Linked DNA regions of Homo sapiens: region 2 is linked to region 1. A link is a loop called in an ENCODE intact Hi-C map of the cell type or tissue named here. Cell type or tissue: ascending aorta. All regions are shown on one strand.

Region 1 (8,000 bases):
TGACTTTCAGAGCTGGAATGATCTGTCCTTCCACAAGTCCATACATGCCACTGTAATAAGTTTGATCCCATTTTCTTGGGAGCAGCTCCAGGTCAGTCCTGTGCTTTATTCTTCTTTGCATCCCCAGCATCTTGTCCAGTGTCTGGCACCCAACTGATGCTCAGTTACTGTTTGTTGGGTTAAACTGGAAGGCATAACCAGGTCAGGGGCAGAGCAGCCTTGGCTATGGCATTTCTCTGTTTCTAGCTCCTCCTTATCAACTAGACATTTGACAATACTCAACAAGCACTCATGGTGTGCACAGCCTTTTGCTGAACTACAGTGTATGCATATGTAAAAGTGCAGACACCTTAAAGATAATAATTCACTGGACATGGTGGCTCATACGTATAATCTCAGCTACTCAAGAAGCTGAGGCAGGAGCCTTCCTTGAGCCCAGGAGTTTGAAATTACAGTAAGCTATGATGGCACCACTGCACTCAGGCCTGGGCAACAAAGTGAGACTCCATCTTTAAAGACAAACCAACCAACAAACAAACAACAAGCAAACAAGCAAACAAACCTAAGAATTCCCAGCCTAAAGGTAAATTGCTCTCATACAAGTGTAGTAACTTATGGGGGAAAAAGTCGTACACTTTGTATATGCTAGTTTTGCGAAAGTACGTTTCTAACATCAGCTCATGCAGATTTCAAAAATCAAAAGTTTAACACCCCATCTTAATATTAAACCAATCAGATTTTTTCTCTTGTCATTCTGATCATTGGTCTATCTCAACAAAAATATGGGGAAAAAATAGAGGCAAATATTCACTTGGCCATCCGTCATGCTGTGATGGCTGTCGATAGCTGATTCTGAAATCACTCGGGGCAGACACACAGATAGGAATAAAATACTTTCACACATATTTTTAAAGGGTCAATTGATATCTCAGTTGTTTTAACAAAATAAAGAATAGCACTAAGTTCACCACTGACAAAGTATTTCCACATTGGTGAACACTCAAAAATGTATCACGCATGTCGGTAACATGTGCAATAACAAGTCTTGAATTCCTTCACAAGGTACAATACACAGAGGTCAAGTTGTGTGTGTGCGCTTGTGTGTGTGTGTGTGTGTAATTCAATCCAAATTAAAGACATCATATCCAAACTACTTTTAAAATATGAGTAGCTTTGGGAGGCCGAGGCGGGTGGATCAGGAAGTCAGGGGTTCAAGACCAGCCTGGCCAAGATGGTAAAACCCCGTCTCTACTAAAAATACAAAAATTAGCCGGGCATGGTCGTGGGCACCTATAATCCCAGCTACACAGGAGGCTGAGGCAGAGAATTGCTCGAACCTGGGAGGCCGAGGTTGCAGTGAGCCGAGGTCATGCCACTGCACTCCAGCCTGGGCAACAAAGCAGACTCCGTGTAAAAAAAAAAAAAAAAAGCAAAGAATGCCTAATGTAGATGACAGGTTGATGGGTGCAGCAAACCACCATGGCACGTGTATATCTATGTAATAAACCTGCACTTTCTGCACATGTACCACAGAACTTAAAGTAAAAAAATAAAAAAATAAAATGAGTAGCCCATGAACTAAAAAACCAACAAATTTAGAATAACAAAAGTCTTTAATTTTTGATTCTTAGAGCTTTTTCTCCTTAATTACTAAAAATCAAACACCCACCTTGGGAGAGGAGTCAGCCAGGACCTCTGTTCTTGGGCTGTTTCTGTCCATCCCTGACATCCTCTGCACATCAGGATGTTTGAGGCAGCGAGGCATGCTCTCCTTGGGAATGGAGGTGACATCACAGGCCCAGAGTCCCCACTGACCCTGAGTGCTCCAGTTCCCAGGGACTTCCTCCCTGGAATCTGGAATTCATTTTGGCACAGGTCATGGAGAGCCATGCGAACAATGAAGAGGGAAAGGGTGGCAGGGCTCAGTGTCTGTGTCACCCAGGGTCTGTTGCCCCCAACTCCTCCCTGACATAAATGGCTGCTCTGTGGGGTGGGGAGCTAAGAGGAGAGGGCTGGCCCCTCTGTCTCCTGCAGGCCCTCCAGCTTGAAAAGAGAGCAAAATCCATGCCCCCTCACCTCCCCATACACATTCTTTCTGACCCATTTTCTTTCATGTCTGTGGAGATCAGATGCTGAGTCAAACGGCAGCCCTGGATTTCTTCCTGGGCTGCTGCAGTACCAGCTGCAGAGCCAGGGCTCGCCAGCCCCCCACCAGGCACCTCGGTCCCCTGAGCTGTCCAGGCACGGGGGCCTGAGGGACTGGGCACTTTACTTCCCTCTGGAGGGCAGGCACTGTGTCTCATCCAGCTTGCTGCCTTCCTCAGCTCCTCCCCCACAGCCCTTACCAGGGCTCCTTCTATATTGTTGATACTCAGCAAACATTGATTCATTGGGTAAGTGAACGTAAGCAGAGCTTGCCATAGGGAATATTATTCACTAGGTAAAATGTGTTGGAAATAACCCTTTATCTGATTCCCCTTCTTTCCACTTATAGAAATTGAGGTGTTTTCCTCCGGTCCTGCATTTTGGGACTCTAAGTCAGCATCCTTGGCATGCCTGTGTTCCAGATCTCCATCCCCCATGCCCTCAGCTAGTTGTTACCTAGTAGTCAGACACTACTAATCACTAGACCTGTGCACATTTGATAAATGTTACCTGATCCACATACATTTTAATAAGAGCCCCCAATGTCTCTCCCCAGAAGAATGTCTCTAAAATGGGAATTCCAGTAACCTGTGTCAAAGTGGAGTAGACTCTTCTAAATGGGAACCGTCGGGTCATACCTCAAAAGTGGCAGCCTCAGAGTGGGGTGGGCCTGGCTGGTCAGCCGTTTTATCCCAGAAAGTAGGCTCAGTTTCATCCCCCCGTATTTCAGCCCACATCCTCCAGCATACCCTGAGCCTGACTGATGGATTTTTTCTTTTTCCTTTTTTGAGACAGGGTCTGTCACCCAGGCTGAAGTACAGTGGCTACCTCCTGGCTCAAGTGATCCTGCTGGGCTCAAGCGATCCTCTTGCCTCAGCCTCTCAAGTAGCTGGCATTCAGCCACCATGTTCAGCTAATTTAAAATATTTTTTGTGTGTGTGGAGATGAGGTCTCACCACCATGTTGCCCAGGCTGGTCTGGAACTGCTGGGCTCCAGCTATCCTCCTGCCTGAACCTCCCAAAGTGCTGGGATTATAGGCATGAGCCACCATGCCTGGCCTTGACCCATGGATTTCTATGTACTCTCTTACCCACTCCCTCATCACCTACAATCAAGTCACCTCTTGCCAGTCTTTGGAAGCCGAGAAGACTTTTAGAGTTGACTCTGTTTTCCTCTCATTTTACTGGCCAAGAAGTGAAGGCCCAGAGACTGCCTAAGATAACCCCAAGGGCTGGAAGTGGATTCATGAACCCCCACCCAAGTCTATTAACCCCAGGGCTTTTGACACTAGCAGAGGGAAAGGCTTCTACCCAGATTAATGACAGGGGCTATTCAAAGATTCTTGACCAGTGTCCAAAAGAAAAAAATATTTAAATTAGCATCCACTATGGGCTGGATTCTATGCTGAGCACTAGAGTCACAGGTGGTGCACCCACTGTGAGACACAAATACACAAACAGACAAACACAATACAGTGTTAAAGGAGCTGTAATAGCCAAAACGTCTGAGTGTCTATTATGTTCTGGGCACTGTTCTATAGCCTTCACAAACAGTTATTCTAAGGGCAGAGGTAAGCTCATGGCCCTATGGAAGCTCTGAGTTCCACTGACACAGTGGGAAATTGGGCTTCGACTCCCAGACATCCGGCCTAGGCTAGCGAAGTCTCTGCCTCACCTCCCCAGCAGGCCCTGGGACCCCAGTGACATGGCCTGAGCCCTGGATCCTAAGACCTCCTCTCACTTTTGTGTCACTGGGACTTCTGTGCCCCAGCCTGAAGTCCTCTTGCCTGTCTGCAGGCTACAGTCTGTTAGAGAAAAAGTCCAGGCCAGATGAGGAAATGGGGCTCTGTCTTTGGGATGGGAGGAGAGGGACTGCGGAGGTGATGGCCCACAGGTGGGGAGGAATGACTTGAGTTCTGTGCTCGGAAGTCAGGGCAGCTCTGCAAGATTTTTTCCTGGCCAGTTTTGGATTTCCAAAACCAGAGAGAGATTCATTGTGTTTGCCTTGAGAAAGGAAATCCCCCAAACAGGACGATGGGGGAGGAATTTCTGAGGGCAGAGAGTTTCTAGAACTGAGAAGGGAGGGTTTAGGGAGGCCAGGACAGAATCATTGCACAACCCTGCTCTCCCTGGGAAAAACCCTCAGTCCTTCCTGCCTTGAGCCAGAGGCCACGGGCTCCATCTGCTGAGAGCTTGTAGAGACACACATCAAACAAGTCCCAAACTGCTGACCTCTACTTCTACCTTTGCTGAACTCCCTAAAATCCGATACAGGAGCAGAGGTTTGGGGCCTGGGAGCCTGGGGCAGGAAAGAGCCAAGGGCAAAGAAGTACAAGCCAGCTATGGATTTTTAACATCATTATTTTGTTGTTATTATTTATTGAATCATCACATCAGCTCTATTGGAGGTGGTATCATTAAGCACAATTTATAGATGAGAAGTTAAGGACTTGCTTATAAGGGCAGAAATGGGAATCATATAGGGACTCAGAGCCCCTGCATTCTCCTCATTGCAATGCTACTGTCTTGTGGGGACACAGGCGTGTGCATGCCCCATACCCCCACATACACACTACCTACCACTGTGCTGCAGCAGAAGCTATGCTGAAGTAGAAGTCAAGATTGCTGAGCCCAGTCCTGACTCCACTGGAAACTGGCTGGGGGCTCAGTTGACTCACCCCAAAAAATCTGCTCCGGTTACTTCCATTCTGCCAACATCGAGCACCTACTGTGTACCCGTGCTGAGTGCCAGGAATACAAGAATTTAGAAAATGAAAGTCCTGCCCTGGAGGCATTTACACACCAGTCAGACTTATAAACACCAGAGAATGACTTATAAAAAGATCACTTCAGCACAGTGCCTACATTTCCAAGCAGTTGTAAAGTTTAAGTGAGATGATATATGCCACTGTTTAGAAAACCCAAGAACTGCCCCAATGTTCTCGAGGTTGAGCCAGCTCTCTCAGAGGCAGCAGGAGAGTCACAAGCAGGCTGGGACACTCTTGGTCATCCTTCCCTTCTCAGCAGCGCCTCTGGCCAAGGCCAGGCCTGCCTTCAGCTTCCACTTGCCATGGTGACAGTGCCATCCTTGGTTTCTTCCCTCCTTCCTTTCTTCCTTCTTTCCTTCTTCTCCTCTGCCTCTCTCTCTCTCTTCCCCTCTCTCTTTCTCTCTTCCTTTATTTTTTGGTTTCCACTATTCTATGTGTCCTCAGCAGGGAAACCGGCAGGATATTCCTCCTCCATCTGACAAGAGTCAGAAATTGGGGAACTTCCATAGCTGTGGGGTTGAGAGTGGGATGCAACTTAAGATGACCCTGGGAGGGAGTTTTCCATGATCTGCCGTGTCTTTGAGCATCTGCAGTTCCCATCCTCTCATTCCCGTTTTTCTGGACTTATCTCATTATGGTAGGAAAGTCATTTATTCACCACTATTAACAGCCTCTCCCCTTCTCTGCCCATGGCGGGGAATTCTGGGATAGCTGCTGTCTCTCTGGCTGAACTAGGGTAAAGGGAAAGGAGCGAACTGAGTGAAACCAGACAAGGTGAATTGATTTCCTCTAAAAATTAACTCTGAGTTCCTGATGAAGGAGAAATAAATAGATCCTGAGGATGAGATGAGAGGAGAAACAAGATGAGAATCTTCTGGGCTTAGAGAGAATTGTTAGGAATGAGGAGAGAGGTGATAGTATTTCAGAGGTAGTATATGTGAAATATACAGAGAAAGATAAAGTTTTTGAAGTGCTGCTCTAGTTTGAGTTGAACATCCTTTTGGTATTCTTTGAGAGATTTTGGCAGAGATTAAAATTTCTGGCCAGGCACGGTGGCTCACGCCTGTAATCCCAGCACTTTGGGAGGCCAAGGTGGGCAGATCGCCCTGAGGTCAGGAGTTCAAGACCAGCCTGGCCAACGTGGTGAAACCCCTGTCTCTACTAAAAATACAAAAAATGAGCCAGGTGTGGTGGCGGGTGCCTGTAATGCCAGCTACTCGGGAGGCTGAGGCAGGAGAATCGCTTAAACCCAGGAGGCAGAGGTTGTAGTGAGCCAAGATCAACTGCACTCCAGCCTGGGCGACAGAGCGAGACTCCATCTCAAGAATAAATAAAATTTCTTTGTGAATTACTTTTTGGATACCTGACAGTTGTTTCTCTGAGTACATCATGATGTTAGGACTGGGTCACGAGACAGCTATGTTTTACCTGGGTTACACCAACATTCACAGAAGTTGATCTAAAGTCATCTGTCCTAACCTCTTCATTTTACAGATAAAGAAACTAGGAGCCAAGCAGGTCACAGTTCTTTGTTTCTTTCCTTACCAAACAGTGGAACTGCCTCTGTCCTGCTGTTGCCAAAAGGGAAGTAGGGGAGATTGGTGAACAGAAGAGAAGAAAGAGAGAGAAGTCATCCCTTTTTATTTCTTTCACTGGCAAATTTGATTTCTCAGCCACTTTGGCAAGCAATTCTAGTCCTTTCTGTGTCTTTTTAAAGTTATGTGGCTTGGGGTAGATGGCCTCATATCTGAACCTTAGGTTTCTCCTCTATAAAATTGGTTTAATAAGAACAATACTGCAAGATTTAGGGGCAGTTGCAATTCGATTACAGAAGTGTAATTCCACCTACATGTGTGTGCTGAAGTGAAAAAGCCCATTCCTTCGTCCCACCAGACGGAATCCTTTAATTTCAACTCAATTTCATAAACGTCTTTCCCCACATACAAAAAGGATAAATTCCTCCCTTCTATTTTCCTTTACTCTTTCCTTTATTATGTTCATGAAGCCCAAACCATATACATAATAAAGGGCTAAGAGAGAAAGAAAAGCAGGACCAGAGGAAGCCTCAGAGGCTAGGGTAGGAAAGGAGTTTATTTAGATGAAAGAGAAAGAGGTTTGAGAATGGTAGTGCCAGAGCAGCTTTAGTCTGTAAGGTATTTGAATGGAAACAGAAATATTTGGCCAGGCGCGGTGGCTCACACCTGTAATCCCAGCACTTTGGGAGGCCGAGGCAGGTGGATCTACTTGAGGTCAGGAGTTCAAGACCAGCCTGGCCAACATAGTGAAACCCCATCTCTACTAAAAATACAAAAATTAGCTGGGTATGGTGGCATGTACCTGTAATCCCAGCTGCTCCAGAGGTTGAGGTAGGAGAATAGCTTGAACCTGGGAGGTAGAGATTGCAAGATTGTGCCACTGCACTTCAGCCTGGGCAACAGAGTGAGACTCCATCTCAAAAAAAAGAAAAAAAAAAGGAAGAAAAAGAAACAAATATGTTACTTAATGTTACTTGGACTAGATTTTTGGTTTTTGTTTTGTTTTGTTTTGTTTTTGTTTTGAGACAGGGTCTCGATTTGTCACCCAGGCTGGAGTGCAGTGGTGCGATCACAGCTCACTGCAGCCTCGACCTCCTGGGCTCAAGCGAACCTCCCACCTCAGCTTCCTGAATAACTGGAGCCACAGGCATGTTCCACCACATTTGGCTAATTTAAAATTTTTTTTTTTTTGTAGAGACAGGGTCTCACTTTGCTACTCAGGCTGGTTTGGAACACCTGGGCTCAAGTGATCCTCCAGCCTTGGCTTCCCAAAATGCTAGGATTATAGACATGAGCCACCGCACCCAGCCTGGGCTAGATATTTGGATGCCTTTAATAACCCTCACATTAAACACCGAATTCCTTTTAAATTATAAGTAAAGACTGAACAGACTTTCCTGAACGTGACACCCCTCTGAGTCTGAATTACATGGGTTTCTGGATTCACAAGGGTTGCAAATGTGAGAGATCATGTCATTTGACTGTGATTTCCTTTAAGGGAGAATACGTTCAGGTGTGTATGGTCCCAGGCTGTCAGACCTGGGTATGGGGG
Region 2 (8,000 bases), 700 kb before region 1:
TGAGCCACACCTCCTCCGCCAGCCATCTAGCTGTAGTGCTGCTCCAAATGTGACCACAGGGGAACTTTCTGGATCCAAGTCCCCAGGCGTCCCAAACACCCTGGCTGCAGTAAACACAATGATAGTCACTAACAACTGGTGTGCACACTTCCACTGTGCTCTACATTTATGGCTCTTACAGTCCTCGTCTCATTTAATCCTCACACTAACCTCTGAAGAAGGTCCTCTGACCATTGTTTTACAGACGGGGAAACTGAAGCATAGAGAGCTTAATGGAGGAAGAGATGGAAGGCTCGTGCCATGATTTGGTACTGGGTCATCTGACTGTCCATGCAGTTAGCTACGCATTCTGCAGACTTCCTCCATCCCCAGCTCCCACAGTTACAAAAAGTTCTTTCCTGCTCTGAGTTCTGAAATGCTCACATTCCCAGCTCCAAGAGGATTCCCAAAATGAATGTTTACCTTCTCTTACAGTTCAGTCTAGCCTTCACATCTTGGGAGGGGTTAGAGGGGGCAGAGGAAAGGAACTTTAGCTGCCTAGGTGCAGTTTAAAGAGGGTCTAGGTACTGTGGCTCTCAGCAGCCTTTGACCCTGGGGCCACTCTCTTCATCTTATGGAGGACAAGGCCTTTGGTTCCCTGGAGGTTCACTGAAAATCACTGACATGAGGCAGATTGATTAATAGGATAAAAGTCACACAAATTTATTTAATGTGAGTACACATGAACCTTCAAAATGAAGACCCAAAGACACAGGGGAAATTGTCCATTTTTATGGTTGGGTACAACAAAGTATGGACAGCCATGTAGAAATATGATTGAACAAAAAGGGTATGATCTAATGCTAATAGACTGAGTGGGGAAACCAAGCAAGGCCTGCCTGTCTGGATTCTTCTTGGCCTCTCTGAGCATGCATTCCTCTGTGAACCCAGAAAATCTGAGACAGCTCTCAGTCCAGAAAGTTTATTTTGCCAAGTTTGAGGGCCAGCCTGTGACACAACCTCAGGAAGTCCTGATGACATGTGCCCAAGGTGGCCGGGGCACAGCTTGGTTTTATACATTTTAGGGAGACATGAGACACCAATCAATATATGTAAGAAGTACATTAGCTCTATCCAGAAAGATGGAGACAACTCAAACCAAGCCCCCTACCTTCCAGGTCACAGGTAGCTGACAGACAGATGGCTGCATTCTTTTGAGTTTCTGATAAGTCTTTCCAAAGGAGACAATCAGAATATGCATCTATCTTTGTTATCTCTGTGAGCAGAGGGATGACTCTGAATAGAATGGGAGGCCCTGAGCGGTTCCCAGCTTGAAGGGGCCCAAGATATTTTCTTTTCACACCTTCCTTCTGGATGTGGGGCAGGACCCTCTCTGGAACAACGTAGAACAGATCATTTCTTTATGGTCAGTTTTTACACAGAAAGATGAAGAGAAAATTAGAGTAATGATTTTAGGTTTCATGGCTGACTTTGGGAAAAGGGGGTTCTGGTTTATACGGCTGCCTTGGAGAAGGGGAATTCTAGTTCCTAGTTCCTATGGCTTGCCTTGTGGGACAATGAGACTGAGACAGGAGGGCAAGAGAAGATCAGAGAAAAACTTTTGCTTCTGGGGCAGTATCTATATCTATCTCTCTATCCATCTACATATCTATACTGGTTGAATTGAAGTGGTAGTCATTATAACAATCTTTCAACTATTCTGCATGCCTGAAAATCTGTATAATAAAAAGTTGGGGGAAACGCTTTAAAGGCTGCCCCGTGACAACATGGATTACCTCTTTCTCTATTTCCCTAATATTGTGCATTATCAACAACTTAATCACATTTCATTGTAATTATGTGCTAAGAAACTTTCTCCCATAGGCTGTGTAAAAGTACAGTAGCTGCACACAGTAGGCACTCAATAACTGCTTGCATGCCTGAATATCCTCTCCTATGAGGCTGTCCTTGAGAATTAATAAGCCACCGGAGTGGGAAGACGCCAGAGTTAACCATACACTACCCTTTGATGCTTCATTCTTCATAACACAGAAGCTCATGAGCGAGCACAGGAAAGGCGCCGTGCCTGGGAGGAAAGACAATAAATGGCTATGGACTGAATGACAGCTCAGTTTAAAACTCAGGAGATCCAGCCTCTGTGGTCATATGATTAACTGGCTGTGTGACCATGTCCAAACACTAACCTCTCTGTGCCTCTGTTTTCTCACTTGCAAACAGGGAGTAATAATGTGTCTTGGCCAATAAGTGGAGAAAAGTGTTTTGAGGCCGGGCGCGGTGGCTCAAGCCTGTAACCTTAGCACTTTGGGAGGCCGAGGCGAGCGGACCGCCTGAGCTCCAGAGTTCAACACCAGCCTGGGCAACACGGTGAAACCCGCTCTCTACTAAAATACAAAAAAAAAAAAAATGGCCGGGCGTGGTGTCGTGCGCCTGTAATCCCAGCTACTCGGGAGGCTGAGGCAGGAGAATCGCTTGAACCCGGGAGGCGGAGATTGCAGTGAGCCGAGATCGCGCCACCGCACTCCAGCCTGGGCGACAGAGCGGAGGCTCCGTCTCCAAAAAAAAAATAAAATAAAATAAAAGGAAAGTGTTTGAAAAGTGCTTAAGTGCTCTGAAAAGTCTGAGATGCTGTGCAAATAGTGCGGCATTATCCTTATTTTTGTTATTAAAATGAGCGAGACTTGCCCTGACCAGCGACGAATTGACTCACTCAGTTTTGGGGGAGGGGGCGGAGGAGTGGGAGGAGCGGGAGGAGAGGGGCCACGCTTGTCTTCTCCGAGGGATGGGAATTTCCACCCAGCTGGAAGTAATAAGCGCCCGAGGCTCGGGCCTCACTGTCTCCACCCCCGCTTTCCCTTTCCTCTGACCAAGTGACAACTGCTCGGAAACAGACAGGACAGAGAATCTTAAAATAGAGCAGCAAATATCCGCGGCTCGCCGCCCCGGGCTCTGTGGCACCATCAGCAGCTTGCGCAGGACACAGACGTCGGCTCACGCGCCGCAGCCCTCGGCCCCGGAAGAGCCGCGGCCGCGGAGCAGCGAACGCGTGCCTGCCAGGGAAAAGCAGTCACCAGGAACGCGGCGTTTTGGTCGGCTGCCCATCGCCAGCCCTGTCCGCGCGAGATGCCCTGCTCCGAAGCTCTTGTGAGCTCCGCGGCCTGCGGCTCCGGAAGGCGAAGCTCTTCCAGGAAGCAGCGGCGGCCCCACTGGCCCTCTCAGGCTGCGGAGAAAGGGCGGGAGGCCGCGGGGCTCTCCAGGACTCAGTGGTTTCGGAGAAACTCGACTTCCCAGGCTCGGAGGGCCAGTTTGGGATTGTTATAGAACAAAACGTGGGCGGCATAAAGTGCTCCGAAGTGGAGATCACCTTGAAGACTGGGCCCTTGGCTCTGTGACCCAGCAGACCCGAAATTCCAATCTGGCAAACTTTCAGCCTGACCCTTGGGAAAGGATCGCTCCCAGAGTGTGGGGGTGGAGGTGATGGGACAAAGATCTTAAAATCCTGAAAAACAACCGTTATTCTCAACTGAATTTCTGCTAAGTGCATCCATTCATAAACAGTACGTGCCTGGCGCTCTTTACGTGTATTAACTGGTTTAATTCCCACAACCTTAAGTAGGGGCTGTTAATCTCACAATTGTAGAGCCACCATTCAAAGCCAGGCAGTCTGGCCCCAGCCTCTGTGGGCTTAACCACTACCCGCCGCCAAGCAGCTCCTAGGAGCCTGGCAGGGAAAGGCATGGTGACGACAGCAGACGAGGTCCCTCAAGTAGCTTGCATTCTGGAAGCGAAGAAAGATCATGAACAAGTTTCAAATTGGTAAAATAATTGTCAGTGGAGATTCATCCCATAAAGGAATTGAGTAAAAGGAAGAACTACTTTCAGTAAGATGGTTTGGGTTGGAGTTTCTGTTCATAAGGGCAGAAATGGACTCTCTCTGACTTAAAGAGAAAAAACTTTGTTAAGAGTTTGGGGTAACCCACAGAATTATCAGGATGTCTCAGAATACAGACAAGAACAAAGGGAGGCTCCGCAGCCAAAAGTCCCTCCTCTAAACCACTTTGATGAGGACCAAACAGGTGCTACTGCTGAAAGCTAGACACCACATCCTACTCCACAACCAACGCTGGAACTCCCCAGACACCCCGCTGGCTCTGCCGCCCCTAAACCGGATGCGGCAGCCACCGCGGACCCCACAGCGGATTCTCCACCACCCCATTTCTTTGCATTGCATCACCACCTCCAGAGTGTGCCTAATTGGCACCCCGCTGCTTCTGATGCAAAACTCCAAGCTGTACTGGGCAAACGCGCAGCCTCTGGCACCATTCCCAGTGCTGCTGAGCATACAGACCTGAGCACAGCGGAGGGGGAGGGCTTGGTGGGGAGGGGGACTTACAATTCATCCACGCTGTTGAAATCCCATCAAACACACACGACCCAGTTTGGCTGGTGCAGCCTTTTCTCTCCCCTCCTGATAGCATTTCAGCCTCTCTTCCAATAAAAAATAGTAGCTACTAATTTTGAGTGCCTGTTTATATGCAAATCTACCACAGAAATAAGCCTTCATTTCTGAGGCTAGCCCTTGCAAGGTAGTTAATTACTCTCCCCATTTTCAAATGCATAATCTAAAGGCTTAGAGAGGTTAGGAATCTTGTCCAGGTTCTCCGGTGTAAGAAGGGGTGGAGCCCAAATTTGAACTCAGGTTTGTAATGCTCTGGGGAGCACACACTGCCTCCTAAGGGGAAAGGCAAAAAGTTATCAGCACAGAAGTGATCCCTGCTCCAAAATCCCAGCCATGACATGTGGGGAGAGGGGACACTCCATCTGAATTTATGACCACGGTCTCTACAGCCCCTGACCCTGCCCACCACCTACAGACCCCTCCTGATACCCTGACCACTGCAGCCGTCCCAACCTCCCAGGTAGATGAGCTCTGTGAGGCCACTTGGTTCCTCCCGTGTCAAGGCAGACTCCTCCACCCCGCTGACCTTTATCCCTCATAGCTTCCATAAAGGTCCTCTGAGGTTCTACACCTACGGGTTTACACTGCTACAGGTAAGGCTCACTTTACACAAACACATATGTGAGCTGAATGTTTGTGAATTGATTCTATACTGATTGGATTACATCATCATTTCAAAAACCATTGTTAATCTCCACCTGCTCTTCAGCTCTCATTGACAATCAGGCACTTTAGCTTAAAGTTTTATTGCCCCCACTTCCTTACTTTTCTTGGCAAGCAGCAATCTATAAATCAATATTTAAATATACCAAGGAAGTTCACCATTAATGGATTCCCAGGTGAATCATCTTATAAAGTGAAAAAATTACTGCTTGATAAAAAGATCATCCCCTAAGACATTTGTATTGTGAATATGATTTTTTTCTTGGCTTTTATTAATCAGGTTGCATGCATATACTTAGTGGTGTAGTAATAAATCAGTCCTTTAAAAGGGGTAATCTGGTCAAAAAGAATGAGGAAAAAGAGGAGAGATAGAGGCAGTAAAAACAAATATGGATTTCTGGGCCTTTCTATTACTGGTTAAATGCGGGCTACCCCAGCCAACCTTTCAGGACTAGGTTTCTCTCATTGCAATATGGAGCAGAGTCTTTAGTATACATCATGAGGCTGCCATGAGATTTTAATGAGGCACTGTTTAAGCCCCTTTGAGATAAGCATAAAGTATTATTGAACTGCAATCTGTGTGCACCTATGAAGAGAGAAACATATCGCCTCTGGTTGTGGTGGAGAGGTTGCTGCCCCCTCTTGCTATGTGCCCTCCCCTGGATCAGGTTTCTATTTTTCCCCAAAGTGCCAGTGCCTGAGTCATTTCTAGCAAGTAGTGGGGAGTGGCATTACATCATTCACACTTTTCCCCAAGACCTGAGAAAACACGGCAGGCAAACTGGCAATAAGGTTTAGGATTGTCTCCGGCTGCTGCTGGAAATCTACACAGAAGTGTTTCTCCTGGCAGCAGACAGCTGCTGTGTTAGGTGTGAATCAAACATGCAAACCTCTGGAGATTTTTCTTTCCCTTCTCTGAGACACAACTTAGCAGAATTGCTGAAAATAATGGTGACACACTGTCTCAGCGCTGGGGCTTTCAGGGAGATGGAGGAGGGGAGCGAGGGCTGCTTCTCACCAGCGCTCAGGAGAGAGTCCAGTCCCTTTCAGCATCTTCCTGTGTGCCTCACTGCTCTGAATTCATCTCTCTTTTTCACCCTGCCTTTCTGGAACTGTCAGACTCCTGCCCTGGATTCCTGTTTAGGACTGTGGTTGCATCTCCAGAGGCAGTGGGGCCCTGCCTAGAGACCCGTGGGCAGGGATTGGGAAGAAAGTGAGCTTGATTCCCCCATCTTTCCCGTGATGGCTAGAGTTAAGAACCCAGTTCACGTGTGCATGCCTATGTATATCACATGTGTGATTCCTAAACTAAAAGATTGAAATTCTCTCCAGAGATGTCAACAGTTTCAGCTGCATTTATTTAGCTTTCCCATTGTAGAGTTGGTGATTCCCAGATGATATATGACTACAGAGATGCAAGTAGAAGCATTCTTCAGCCTCCTCCAATGAGAGATACAACCTAGACCCAGAATGGAGAGGCTGAGGGCAGCCAGGGAGCCTAAGAAGCCTATTCAGAATTCCTGCATTTGGAGCCTAGGAATTTATTTAATGTCATTGTTATTTTATACACTTGGCATTTGTTTATATGCAAATAGTGCATACCAGTTATGAATCTCAGTCCACAAACTATTTTTTCTATTTCCTATAGCTTAACTTGATTTCTCAGAGTTTTCCTTGTGCAGACTGTTAGGCAACAAAACAAACAAATAAGAAATCAGACCTTCCCAAGGTACCTCTCCATGAGTGATACCAAGATTATGAGGCTTTATACAATGCCAAGGTACCAAATAGTGGGTGTGAGTGATCCTCTGGTGTTTGGTCTTGTGTCCACTCAGGTTTCTGCTGAGATAGCCAATCCCTGTCTACATGTTGCTTGAGTCTGATGACTCTCTGCTGCTCGGTTATTTCTCTTGGTCTGTGTGAACCTCTTGCAGTGCTGTCTATGGACCCCTTGCCCTCTCAGCCAATCCTCTCTAGCTTCTCGCTGAGTCCGCAGGGATGCCCTGGAAAACAGACCCAGGCCACTTCTGCTTTAATAATCCAGAAGCTATTTATTCCTTCATGTCCCAGCCCCAGGAGAATCTCTTTCCAGTGGAGAGATCAAACCACTCCAGAGAAGAGACCAGATGCTGACATTTGGGCTTCCCTATGGAAAAAAACAGTGAGTTGCTGTAAAAGTCCTGTTCATACACACAGAGCTCTCAGTCACACTCTTATTGCCTTGGTTTTAAATATGAGTGAACAATCAAGGATCACCAGACCTTAGAGCAAAGCCCTCAACTTGAAAGAAAGAGACTAAAGTAAACAATAAAAGGGAACCCAAGAGAAACAGAAACAATTCAGGAAACAGAATAGAAAGGAAACAAATTAAAACAAACCAAAACCCATCATTCATAGCTTCAGGGAAATAAGAGAAAATATTGCAACTATAAAACAAGAACAGAATTTTGTTTTCTAAGAAACAGAGAAAAATTATAACCTCTTGGGAATTAAAAATGTGATACCAAAAAAATCAACAGAAGTGTTCAAAAACAATGTTGAGGAAATCTTTCAGAAAGTCAGAAAAAAAGGGACATTGGAAATAATAAATTAGAAAATTAAAGGATAAAGCTGGGCACGGTGGCTCACGCCTGTAATCCCAGCACTTTGGGAGGCCGAGGTGGGTGGATCACTTGAGGTCGGGAGTTCGAGACCAGCCTGACCAACATGGAGAAACCCCATTTCTACTAAAAAATATAAAATTAGCCAGGCACAGTGGCGCATGCCTCTAATCCCAGCTACTCGGGAGGCTGAGGCAGGAGTATCTCTTGAACCTGGGAGGTGGAGGTTGCGGTGAGCCGAGATCACGCCATTGCACTCCAGCCTGGGTAACGAGTGAAAC

Evidence for each region. Peaks named below come from ENCODE experiments on the same cell type or tissue, not always from the same donor. Only the 100,000 strongest peaks of a DNase experiment are listed, where the experiment ranks them.
Region 2: it touches region 1 in a loop (2.6-fold over the local background); 2 of 110 quality-filtered maps call a loop at or near these places.

The regions. Positions count from the first base shown.
Region 1 is chr1:183,314,367-183,322,366 of GRCh38, forward strand. The region is part of intron 1 of NMNAT2 (nicotinamide nucleotide adenylyltransferase 2); the gene reads right to left. Among named protein-coding and RNA genes, the nearest start is that of NMNAT2, 100 kb to the right of the region's middle. In ascending aorta, a CTCF peak has its summit at 4,348 (motif pointing left); a DNase peak (open chromatin) is centred at 4,285; H3K27ac peaks cover 3,350 bases.
Region 2 is chr1:182,612,118-182,620,117 of GRCh38, forward strand. It overlaps LINC01686 (long intergenic non-protein coding RNA 1686), which reads left to right and starts at 3,023. Exons shown (of 1, transcript NR_036490.1): 1 at 3,023-4,512. RefSeq lists enhancers at 2,748-3,645, 3,674-4,222, 4,116-4,225, 4,223-4,770. In ascending aorta, no CTCF peak of the experiment used is centred here; DNase peaks (open chromatin) are centred at 3,064, 3,704, 4,304, 5,964 and 2 weaker places; H3K4me3 peaks cover 2,639 bases; H3K27ac peaks cover 5,325 bases.